Linked DNA regions of Homo sapiens: region 2 is linked to region 1. A link is an interaction called in ENCODE POLR2A ChIA-PET data of the cell type or tissue named here. Cell type or tissue: endothelial cell of umbilical vein. All regions are shown on one strand. Links, peaks and the distances in the headings refer to the core of each region. The heading gives the core; the rest is flanking DNA.

Region 1 (5,375 bases), core at 216-5,215:
AGTTACAGAGTTCTCCTCTTCTCACTCTTGAGGATTCTCCTCTCAGCTTTTGAGATATCCTAGCTGTTCTGGCTGCTGACTCTTCCTAGGCCTCTCTGACTCCCCTTCGGAGCTCACACATAATTCTCAGAATCCATAGTGACTGCCTTTCAGTGTGATACCTTGGCTTGTTTGGCTATGATTGCAACAAAAACGTGGTCATAATGACAAGTTGTGTCCTTATTTTATTTCTGTTATAAGCTACAGGTCAAAGGGGATAGCTTGTGGGGTACAATAATTCACAGAGAAGAAATACAAGAATGTTCCTGGATAGAAATGCAAGTCATTTTGATACCTTACTTTTTTGTTCTAATAGTTGATGCTTGGTCATCATTATCATTGTCTGCAAGTGCTGAGGTGTTGGGTTTTTTGAAGAAATTTAACAAGTGAGAATGTTTATTCCTTGGCTCCTTGGTGGTAACTCAGGCCTGGGTATGTGATGTTTCGGCAACATTAGTGACGTTTCTGCCATCTTGACTTATAGGTGGAAGCCTCTTCGGCCTGCTGAGCAAGAACAATCGTTTTGGTAGAAATCCAGTTGTGCTGTTGGGCATCCTGGTGCACTTCATAGCTTTTTATCTAATATTTCTCAACATGCCTGGAGATGCCCCGATTGCTCCTGTTAAAGGAACTGACAGCAGTGCTTACATCAAATCCAGGTATAGTGGCTGTCATTTCTCTAGTCGCTTGAGTACGGGTGGGAGGTAACGGATGGCTAGATACTGAAAGTGGAGCAGTTAATCCTCTTCAGAGAGCCTGGTGTCTCTCTAAGGTCATCTGTCAAGTGTTCATGGAGTCAGACTGAGTTTAAATAGGAATCCTTAGAGAATCCTAAGTTATTTTTGTAATAGTTGGTTTTAACCTTTTCCCCCACTAAATCTTTTTCTTGATCCTTGAAGGAGCACGTAAGTATCTGATTTGAATTTTTTATCTCTGCTTCTTAAGCAGTGAAATATCCAGACATTAGGGCCTGGAGGAAGAACAAAGAGGAGCGAGGGAGAACCTGGCAACCGGGGAGGCCATTCAGTCCTTCCAGAGCAGTTTATATAACGTTTGAGGATATCGGTTTAGTGCACTCAACTCTCAAGTTCATTATAAACGCAGACATTTATGTCCAGCTCCACAAATCCAAGGGGAGCCCAGCCCAAAAAACTATACAAACTGAGTATATCGCATCTGAAAATCTGAAACTTTTCAAGGGCCAACATGATGCTCAAAGGGAAGTGTTATTAGAACATTTCAGGTTACAGATTTTCAGATTAAAAATACCTAACTGGTCAGTGTAATGCAGATGTTCCAAAATCTGAAAAGAAAATTTGAAACACTTCTGGTCTTGATAAGGGATACTCAACCTGCATTTTCTTCACAAATGGTTGAGACCAGAGTTTGTTAGAATGTAAAGGTGTGTGCATTTGAGCAAAAATTCTTACTTTGTAAATTCTAGTCTTTATGTTTTATTTTTATTTATTTATTTATTTATTTTGAGACAGAGTCTCACTCTGTCTGCCAGCCTAGAATGCAAGTGGCGTGATCTCCGCTCACTGCAACCTCCACCTCCGGGGTTCAAGTGATTCTCGTGTCTCAGCCTCCCGAGTAGCTGGGATTACAGGCACGCGCCACTATGCCCAGCTAATTTTTATATTTTTAGTAGAGATGGGGTTTTGCCATGTTGGCCAGGCTGGTCTCAAACTCCTGTCTTCAAGTGATCTGCCCACCTCAGCCTCCCAAAGTGCTGGGATTCCAGGTGTGAGCCACCGCACCAGCTTTGTCTTTATTTTTGTTTCATAGTGTTTACAACTTGCAGGTAGAATTCTTTTGTGGGTGGGTTGCTTGTATATTTTAAATGGCTCTAGCAGATATTGCTCATACTAAATTGATTTTTATTTTCTTCAGCAAAGAAGTTGCCATTCTCTGCAGTTTTCTGTTGGGCCTTGGAGACAGCTGCTTTAATACCCAGCTGCTTAGTATCTTGGGCTTTCTGTATTCTGAAGACAGCGCCCCAGCATTTGCCATCTTCAAGTTTGTTCAGGTAACCTCTTCAGATTGTGATTGTGTTTGACATAGGGCTCTTCCCTTTGTGTATTGCCTTGTTTTCCTTGGTTACTTGTATTGTGGTTTTAATTTTTATTTATTTATTTTTATTTTTTTGATAGAGTCTCTCTCTGTCACTCAGGCTGGAGTGCAGTAGCGCAATCTTGACTCGCTGCAACCTCCGCCTCCCGGGTTCAAGCAATTCTCCTGCCTTAGCCTCCTGAGTAGCTGAGATTACAGGTGCACACCACCATGCCTGGCTAATTTTTGTATTTTTTTTTTCTTTTTAGCAGAGGCAGGGTTTCACCACGTTGGTTAGGCTGGTCTCAAACTTCTGACCTCAGGTGATCCACCTGCCTTGGCCTCCCAAAGTGCTGGGGATTATATGCGTGAGCCACCGCACCTGGTCTATTTTTTTATTTTATTTTTTTTTAAAGACAAAGTCGGCCCGCCGCGGCTCACACTTGTAATCCCAGCACTTTGGGAGGCCAAGGTGGGCGGATCACGAGGTCACAAGATGGAGACCATCCTGGCTAACACGGTGAAACCCTGTCTCTACTAAAAATACAAAAAAATTAGCCGGGCGTGGTGGCACGTGCCTGTAGTCCCAGCTACTTGGGTGGCTGAGGCAGGAGAATGGTGTGAACCCGGGAGGCGGAGCTTGCGGTGAGCCCAGACCGCGCCACTGCACTTCAGCCTGGGCCACAGAGCGAGACTCCGTCTCAAAAAAAAAAAAAAAAAAAAGACAGTCTCACTCTGTAGTCCAGACTGGAGTGCAGTGGCACGATCTTGGCTCAGTGCAATCTCTGCCTCCCAAGTAGGTGGGATTACAGGAGTGCACTACCATGTTCAGCTAAGTTTTTATATTTTTAGTAGAGATGAGGTTTTGCCATTTTGGCCAGGCTGGTCACAAACTACTGGCCTCAAGTGATCCGCCCGCTTGGGCCCCACAAAGTGCTGGGATTATAAACATGAGCCACCGCCCCGGCTATATTGTGTTTCTTATTTTATTTTATTTTTTTGTTTCCTCTTTTTTTTTCCTTTTTTTGCTTTTGTCTTGTATTGTGTTTTTTAAATGAAAGTTGGGGACATCCTTTAAGAGGATTTATGACTAGAATTAGGAAGCAATGAGCAGTAAGATTTTTTGTGTAACAGATTTTATGTTCTGGTCTCTATGGCTCTGATTAGAGATTTCCTTCCTTAGATACCAGAATTCTATTCATTTGTAATACAGACAAGTGTATTTCTTACTCTGTACATTCTTGTTACTCCAGTTTTCCACAAAATGCTATTTTTGTTTCATTTTATTTTATTTTGTAGAGATGGGGTCTTGCTATGTTGTGCAGGCTGGTCTTGAACTCCTGGGCTCAAGCATTTCTCCCACCTTGGCCTCCCAAAGTGTTGGGTGGCATGAACCCCCACACCTGGCCAAAATGCTATTTTAAATACCAGGAACTGTGGCAGGAGTTTATGGTGCATGTTTGTGAGTCAGTGACTGAGGAAGTCATACCTTGATGCAGAAAGAATAGAAAGCACTGTGAGTTCCAGGTGTCCTTGGGGCAGGATAGGAGTGGGGCTAGGGGCTAACTGTGGCTCAGTGTGGCCCCCGGTGCGCCCGTTGTGATTTGTTTTGTTTGTTCTTAGTCTATTTGCGCAGCCGTGGCATTTTTCTACAGCAACTACCTTCTCCTTCACTGGCAACTCCTGGTCATGGTGATATTTGGGTTTTTTGGAACAATTTCTTTCTTCACTGTGGAATGGGAAGCTGCCGCCTTTGTAGCCCGCGGCTCTGACTACCGAAGTATCTGATCTGGTGTCCGTGAGGGGACACGTATGACCTCAGAAACACAGCTGGACACAGAGCTTGGTGGAAGAAGTCGCCTTTGATCTTCACTATATATTGGGTGATGTTCAGTATGGAAAATCAAGGGATTAAGACTGTTAAATCAGCCAGAGTTGGTGTTCAAGTTTACAGATATGAGTTATTTAAAGCAAGTAGAATAAGGGAAAGCTGTTCTGTCAACTGTAATTGTTCAAAGATGTTGTTTTTCATTTCATCTATCTCAATTCTTATAATCATGTTATAGAATGTAAATGTTTTCTTCTCTCTCCTGCTCTTGTTGGAAGATCCTGCCTTGATTTAGAATACTAGGCCATATGTCATATAAATATTTTTTCTGGATATGGAGTATGTTTTGCCATGTAATAATGGGAAGCATATGTCATTCCCCATATGTGTTGGAGAATGACATTTAAATAAATAGCAAAGCTGGGTGTGGTGTTGCACCGCTATACTCCCAGCTGTTGGGGAGGCTGAGACAGAAGGATCACTTCAGCCCAGGAGATTGAGGCTGCGGTGAGCTATGATCACACCACTGCACTCCAGGCTGGGCAACAGAGTGAGACCCTGTCTTGAAAATAATAATAGGCTGGTCACAGTGGCTCATGCCTGTAATCCCAACACTTTGGGAGGCTGAGGTGGGTGGATCACCTGAGGTCAGGAGTTTGAGACCAGCCTGGCCAACATGGTGAAACCTCATCTCTACTAAAAATACAAAAATGTGTTGGGTTTGGTGGTGCATGCCTGTAATCCTAGCTACTAGGGAGGCTGAGGTAAGAGAATTCGCTTGAACCTGGGAGGCGGAGGTTGCAGTGAGCCGAGATCGTGCCATTGCACTCCAGCCTGGATGACAAGAGTGAAACTCCATCTCAAAAAAAAAAAAAAAAAAAAGAAAAGAAAATAATAATGATAATTTTTTAAAATAATGAAAAATAAATAACAAGATGCTGAAATGAAATATTGATTTTGAAAAGATGTCTTCCTCTGTAAATGTTTCATTTGATAAGTTTTCTTACCTTGTAGCTCATAGCAAGGAGTGGCCAGTTAAGTATTATGAAATAAGGTAAAAATTGTCATAAGTCTTTTTTAAAATTTATTTATTATTTATTTATTTATTTAGAGACGGAGTCTCACTCTGTCGCCTAGGCTAGAGTGCAGTGGCGTGATCTCAGCTCACTGCAACCTCTGCCTCCCGGGTTCAAGCAATTCTCATTCTTTAGCCTCCCAACTAGCTAGGATTACAGGCATGTGCCACCACACCTGGCTAATTTTTGTATTTTTAGTAGAGATGGGGTTTCACCATGTTGGCCAGGCTGGTCTGGAACTCCTGACCTCAGGTGATTCACCTGCCTCGGCCTCCCAAAGTGCTGGGATTGCAGGGGTGAGCCACCATGCCCGGTCCTTTAAGTCTTAAGAACAGGGATCTAACATCTGTAACAACAAAAACATTGAAAAAGACAAACAT
Region 2 (5,369 bases), core at 296-5,295, 330 kb after region 1:
ATTCGGCAGTTCTCACAAGCTCCCAGGCCATGCTGATACTGCTGGTCTGAGGACCACTCGGTCCTTTCTCAGGGATGGTGGGACTTAGGCGTGGACTTACTTTGTAGAACACATCATCCTGACTATTGGTGGTGCTCATTTACACGTTGATGTAATTCCTTTAAACCAGCGTCCTGTGTTAGGGAAAACGTTCCCAACAGTCCCGTTGCGGTCACCATTTCTTGTAGTTTATTCACCAGGGTCTCTATGTCATGCAAGCTGGGTTCTCTGAGGTCTCTTATTTACATAGGTACATCAAGAGGCAATGATTAACATCCAAAGACCTCTTTGCTATTTGCTTAACAAAACTGCAGTCATCTGTTGGGGAAATATAATTTAAAAACAAAATCCCCCAACCCAGAAAGCCTCGCCACAAAAGTAAAAGCAAAAGAAAACAATTTTATGATTGAATAAGCATTAAACCAAAACGCGTTGAGCATCACAGGCAGCCCACTGAAAGAACTGCAGAGACAAATCTCCCGCTTTGATACAGCTAAGTGGATACAGCCCATGCACTGTGTAAGTGGGTTTTGCCATTTAGAATCAGGTGACAGCTGAAGTTGGGATCATCCCCTCCGGAAAACAGTTATCTTCCTTGATGATTACAGTTCACGTGGGTGGCTCAGGTCCTTGGGGAAACATGACTTGAGTTGGGGGAAACTGGCAGGAGACTCATTTAACCACTTGAAAGCTGTATACACTTTTGAAAAGGACAGAGAAAGAAATTCTGAAAGGATATGGAAGTGAAGGGTATCTTCCCTTGTTTTCTTTCTCTTCTTTTTTCTTTTTTTCTTTTTTTTGAGAGGGAGTCTCACTCTATTGCCCAGCCTGGAGTGCAGTGGCGTGATCTCGGCTCACTGCAACCTCCCCCTCCCAGGTTCAAGTGATTCTCCTACCTCAGCCTCATGAGTAGCTGGGATTACAGGCACATGCCACCACACCGAGCTAATTTTTGTATTTTTAGTAGACACAGGGTTTCACCATGTTGGCCAGGCTGGTCTCAAGCTCCTGACTTCAGGTGATCCTCCCACCTTGGCTTCCCAAAGTGCTGGGATTACAAGCATAAGCCACCATGTCTGGCCTTTTTTGTTTATTTTAAAGACAGAGTCTTACTTTGTGGCTCAGGCTGGAGTACAGTGGTGTGATCATGGCTTGCTGTGACCTCGAACTCCTGGGCTCGAGGGATCCCCCCTACTCAGCCTCCCAAGTAGCTGGGACTATACAGGTGCATGCCACCATGCCTGGCTAATTGTTTTACTATTTTTTAGTAGAAGCGAGGTCTCACTATATTGCCCAGACTGGACTCGAACTCCTGGCTTCAAGTGATCCTCCACCTCGGCCTCCTAAAGTACTGAAATACAGGCATGAGCACTGCTTGGCCTGAAATGATTTTTCTTTCTTTTTTTTTTGAGAGGGAGTCTTCCTCTGTAGTCCGGTCTGGAGTGCAGTGGCACGATCTCAGCTCACTGTAACCTCTGCCTCCCAGGTTCAAGCAATTCTCCCACCTCAGCCTCCTGAGTAGCTGGGATTACAGGCACATGTGACCATGCCTGGCTAATTTTTGTATTTTTAGTAGAAATGGGGTTTCACCATGTTGGCCAAGCTGGTCTAGAACTCCTGACCTCAGGTGATCCACCTGCCTCGGCCTCCCAAAGTCCCGGGATTACAGGCATGAGCTACCATGCCCAGCCAGATTTTTCTTTTTTGTTGTTGTTTTTTTTTTGTTGTTGTTTTGTTTTGTTTTTGAGACAGAACCTCACCCCAGGCTGGAGGGCAGTGGTGTCATCTCAGCTCACTGCAACCTCTGCCTCCTGGGCTCAAGCGATTCTCCTGCCTCAGCCTCCCAAGTAGCTGGGATTACAGGCATGCGCCCCCATGCCCAGCTGATTTTGTGTATTTTAGTAGAGACGATATTTTGCCATGTTGGCCAGGCCAGTCTTGAACTCCTGATCTCAAGTGATCCTCTTGTCTCGGCCTCCCAAAGTGCTTCTCCATGGCAGTAGTTACTGTCCCCAGCCCTTGCAGTCATCCTTTCCAATAGTCTCTCCTCCTACGCCTGGATTTGTTTTTCATTTGACACTGAGCTGCCAGAAGGCCCGGCTCCATGGGGTTATGAGGATACAATGCACAGCGGGAAGACCGTGGATCCAGGCGGCACCGGGCGGGGTCCCAGTGCCACCTGCTTATGACCTGCTCCAGAGCCTGTGCACTCGCTGACCCTGCCACCTGGCACGCCCTGCCCCTGTCCTTCCCACTCCCTCTTGTGAGTCAGCTCACAGCTCAATACCACCAGGGAGGCCCTCCCTCTCTTCCCACCGTAAAGTAGGAACCCCATCTTCACTTTGTCCCAAGATCATCAAAGCAGAGACCGTATCCAAAGGACTCTTTTTTGTATTTACTTTTTTTTTTTTTTTTTTGAGACAGAGTCTCCTCTGTCACCCAGGCTAGAGTGCAGTGGTGCGATCTCGGCTCACTGCAACCTCCGCCTTCTGGGTTCAAGCAATTCTCCTGCCTCAGTCAGCCTCCTGAGTAGCTGGGATTACAGGTGCCTGCCACCACGCCCAGCTAATTTTTGTATTTTTAGTAGAGACGGGATTTCACCATTTGGCCAGAATGGTCTCAATCTCCTGACCTCATGATCCACCCGCCTCAGCCTCCCAAAGTGCTGGGATTACAGGCGTGAGCCACTGCGCCCGGCCTTGTGTTTACTTTTTTTTTTTTTTGTCTCCCTTTGTGAACCCAGAAAATCTGAGACAGTTCTCTGTTAATTTAGAAAGTTTATGTTTTTGGCCTGGTGTGGTGGCTCACGCCTATAATCCTAGCACTTTGGGAGGCCGAGGAGGGTGGATCACGAGGTCAGGAGATCAAGACCATCCTGGCCAAGATGGTGAAACCCCCATCTCTACTAAAAATACAAAAATTAGCTGGGCCTGGTGGCAGGCACCTGGAATCCCAGCTACTCAGGAGGCTAAGGCAGGAGAATCGCTTGAACCCAGGGGGTGGAGGTTGCAGTGAGCCGAGATTGCGCCACTGCACTCTAGCCTGGGCAACAGAGTGAGACTCCATTTCAAAAAAAAAAAAAAAAAGAAAGTTTTTTTTTGTGTGTGTGTGTGTCAAGGTTGAGGACACGTACCTGTGACACAGCCTCAAGAGGTCCTGAGGACACATACCCAAGGTGGTCAGGGCACAGCTTGGTTTTATACATCTTAGGGAGACAGGAGACATCAATCAATATATGTTAAGAAGTACATTGGTTCGGTCTCTGGAAAGCCAGGATAACTTGAAGCAAAGGAAGGAAGACTCAGGAAGGGAGCTTCCAGGTCACAGATTGGTGAGACGCGGTTTCATTCTTTTGAGTTTCTGATGAGCCTTTCCAAAGAAGGCGATCGGATATGCATCCGTCTCAGTGAGCAGGGGGGCGACTTTGAATAGAAGGGGAGGCAGGTTGGCCCTAAGCAGTTTCCAGCTGGATTTTTCCTTAGTGATTTTGGGGGCCCAAGATATTTTCCTTTCACGCCTTCAACTGGAAAGTCCACTCCAGGGCCATGGTGACTGTCTTGTTTACCCCTATACCCAGACAGGGCTCAAGTGTGTGGTCAGTGTTCGTGAACAAGAAAGTGACTCTAGCCTGTGACATGCTCCTCGCTGACCACCCCCCCCCCCACCCCACGTAAAAAGAGTTCAAGGAGGTCCCATTTGCAAAGTACTGGGTACCTAGTAAGTCTGTAATATTATAAATTGTGCTTACCACCCTCTTTCCATGATATAGTCCCATTCCCCCATGTTTTAGAGAACATTCAGATTAACCTCCGAAAGATTAAATGATGGTAAGGATATAGTGCAGAGATGTGAACTCCTGTGTCAGGGAGGAAAAACTTTACCCTCATGTTCATGGTTGGAGGCCTGCAAATTAAACTGACCAAAGAAAGATTCACAGGAGAAAAGACTTTTAAACATTCATGTACACCAGAGTTCACAGAAAAATGTGACTCAAGGTTAAGTGGTTAGGATCTGGGGCTTGTATACCATCTTCATGAAGCAGGGGACTCTTAGGAAGGATGAATGGGCCCAGAGGAGCACAGGTGGGATTTATGTTAGTCTTGTGACAACAGCTGTTTAGGTGATTGCTTATCCTGGTGAGGGACTGGTGAGAGGAGACAATCTTCCCTAGTGCAAAACTCCCTAAAAAGCCCCAGGGAGGGGATTTGTGACAGTTGAATTATTTTGAGAGATTCTGTTTTTAAGCAGATAAGTAGAGTTCAGAGGAAAAAAAAAAAAAGGAAAAGTCAGTCTGGATATCAGTTCGTCTACCTAATTTTGCCACGAATCAAGGAAATCACCCTGTACTTTCCTTCTCCGTGGCCAGGGGACATTGAAATTATTTGGTTCTGGCAGGGCATGGTGGCTCTCGCCTGTAATCCCAGCACTTGGGGAAGCCGAGGTTGGCGGATGGCTTGAGCCCAGGAGTTGGAGACCAGCCTGAGCAGCATAGTGAGACTGTCTTCTACAAATAATTTCAAAATTATAGGAGGCCAGGTGTGGTGGCTCACACCTGTAATCCCAGCACTTTGGGAGGCTAAGGTGGGCGGATCACAAGGTCAGGAGTTTGAGACCAGCCTGGCCAATATGGTGAAACCCCGTCTCTACTAAAAATACAAAAATTAGCTGGACGTGGTGGCACGCACCTGAAGTCCCAGCTACTCGGGAGACTGAGGCAGGAGAATCGCTTGAACCCGGGAGGCGGAGGTTGCAGTGAGCCGAGATCGTGTCACTGCACTCCAGCCTGGGCAACAGAGTGAGACTTTATCTCAAAAAGATAAAACAACAAAAAAATTATGGGAGGCTGAGGCGGGTGGATCACCTGAGGTCAGGAGTTCGAGACCAGCCTGGCTAACATAGTGAAAGCCCATCTCTACCTGGGCAACACAGCGAGACTCCATCTCAAAAAATAAATAAATAAATAAATTAGCTGGGTGTGGTGGCCCGCACCTGTGGTCCCAGCTACTCAGGAGGCTGAAGTGAGAAAAATCACTTAAGCCCAGGAAGTTGAGGCTGCAGTGAGCCCTGGTGGCGCCACTGCACTCCAACCTAGGCAACAGAGTGAGACCCTTTCTCAAAAAAAATAAAAAAGAAAAATTATTTGGTTCTCAGGAGAGAAATAGGCTGCGTTCTCCTTCTCCAGCCCCGGGCTTTTCTTTGCTGTTCACCTTGCTGACTCCCCATGAATGCTTGTATCCGGCCACCAGGGTGGCATTTTGCAGAAAAGCAGTAATTTGCATATCACCTAAAAGAGTTCACACATCCCCCATGGGGTGTAATATACCATCAAG

Evidence for each region. ChIA-PET counts read pairs that join two places held together with the same protein. Peaks named below come from ENCODE experiments on the same cell type or tissue, not always from the same donor. Only the 100,000 strongest peaks of a DNase experiment are listed, where the experiment ranks them.
Region 2: POLR2A ChIA-PET joins it to region 1 with 6 read pairs; 4 of 35 experiments call an interaction of 5 or more read pairs at or near these places.

What each region holds. Positions count from the first base shown.
Region 1 is chr17:76,774,474-76,779,848 of GRCh38, forward strand. It overlaps MFSD11 (major facilitator superfamily domain containing 11), which reads left to right. Exons shown (of 13, transcript NM_001242532.5): 11 at 524-698; 12 at 1,933-2,068; 13 at 3,715-4,868. The coding sequence ends at 3,879. Among named protein-coding and RNA genes, the nearest start is that of LINC02080, 22 kb to the right of the region's middle. In endothelial cell of umbilical vein, for the core only: no CTCF peak of the experiment used is centred there; no DNase peak of the experiment used is centred there.
Region 2 is chr17:77,101,683-77,107,051 of GRCh38, forward strand. It overlaps a transcript of SEC14L1 not described here. Among named protein-coding and RNA genes, the nearest start is that of MIR6516, 15 kb to the left of the region's middle. RefSeq lists enhancers at 4,970-5,019, 5,082-5,369. In endothelial cell of umbilical vein, for the core only: no CTCF peak of the experiment used is centred there; no DNase peak of the experiment used is centred there; H3K27ac peaks cover 552 bases.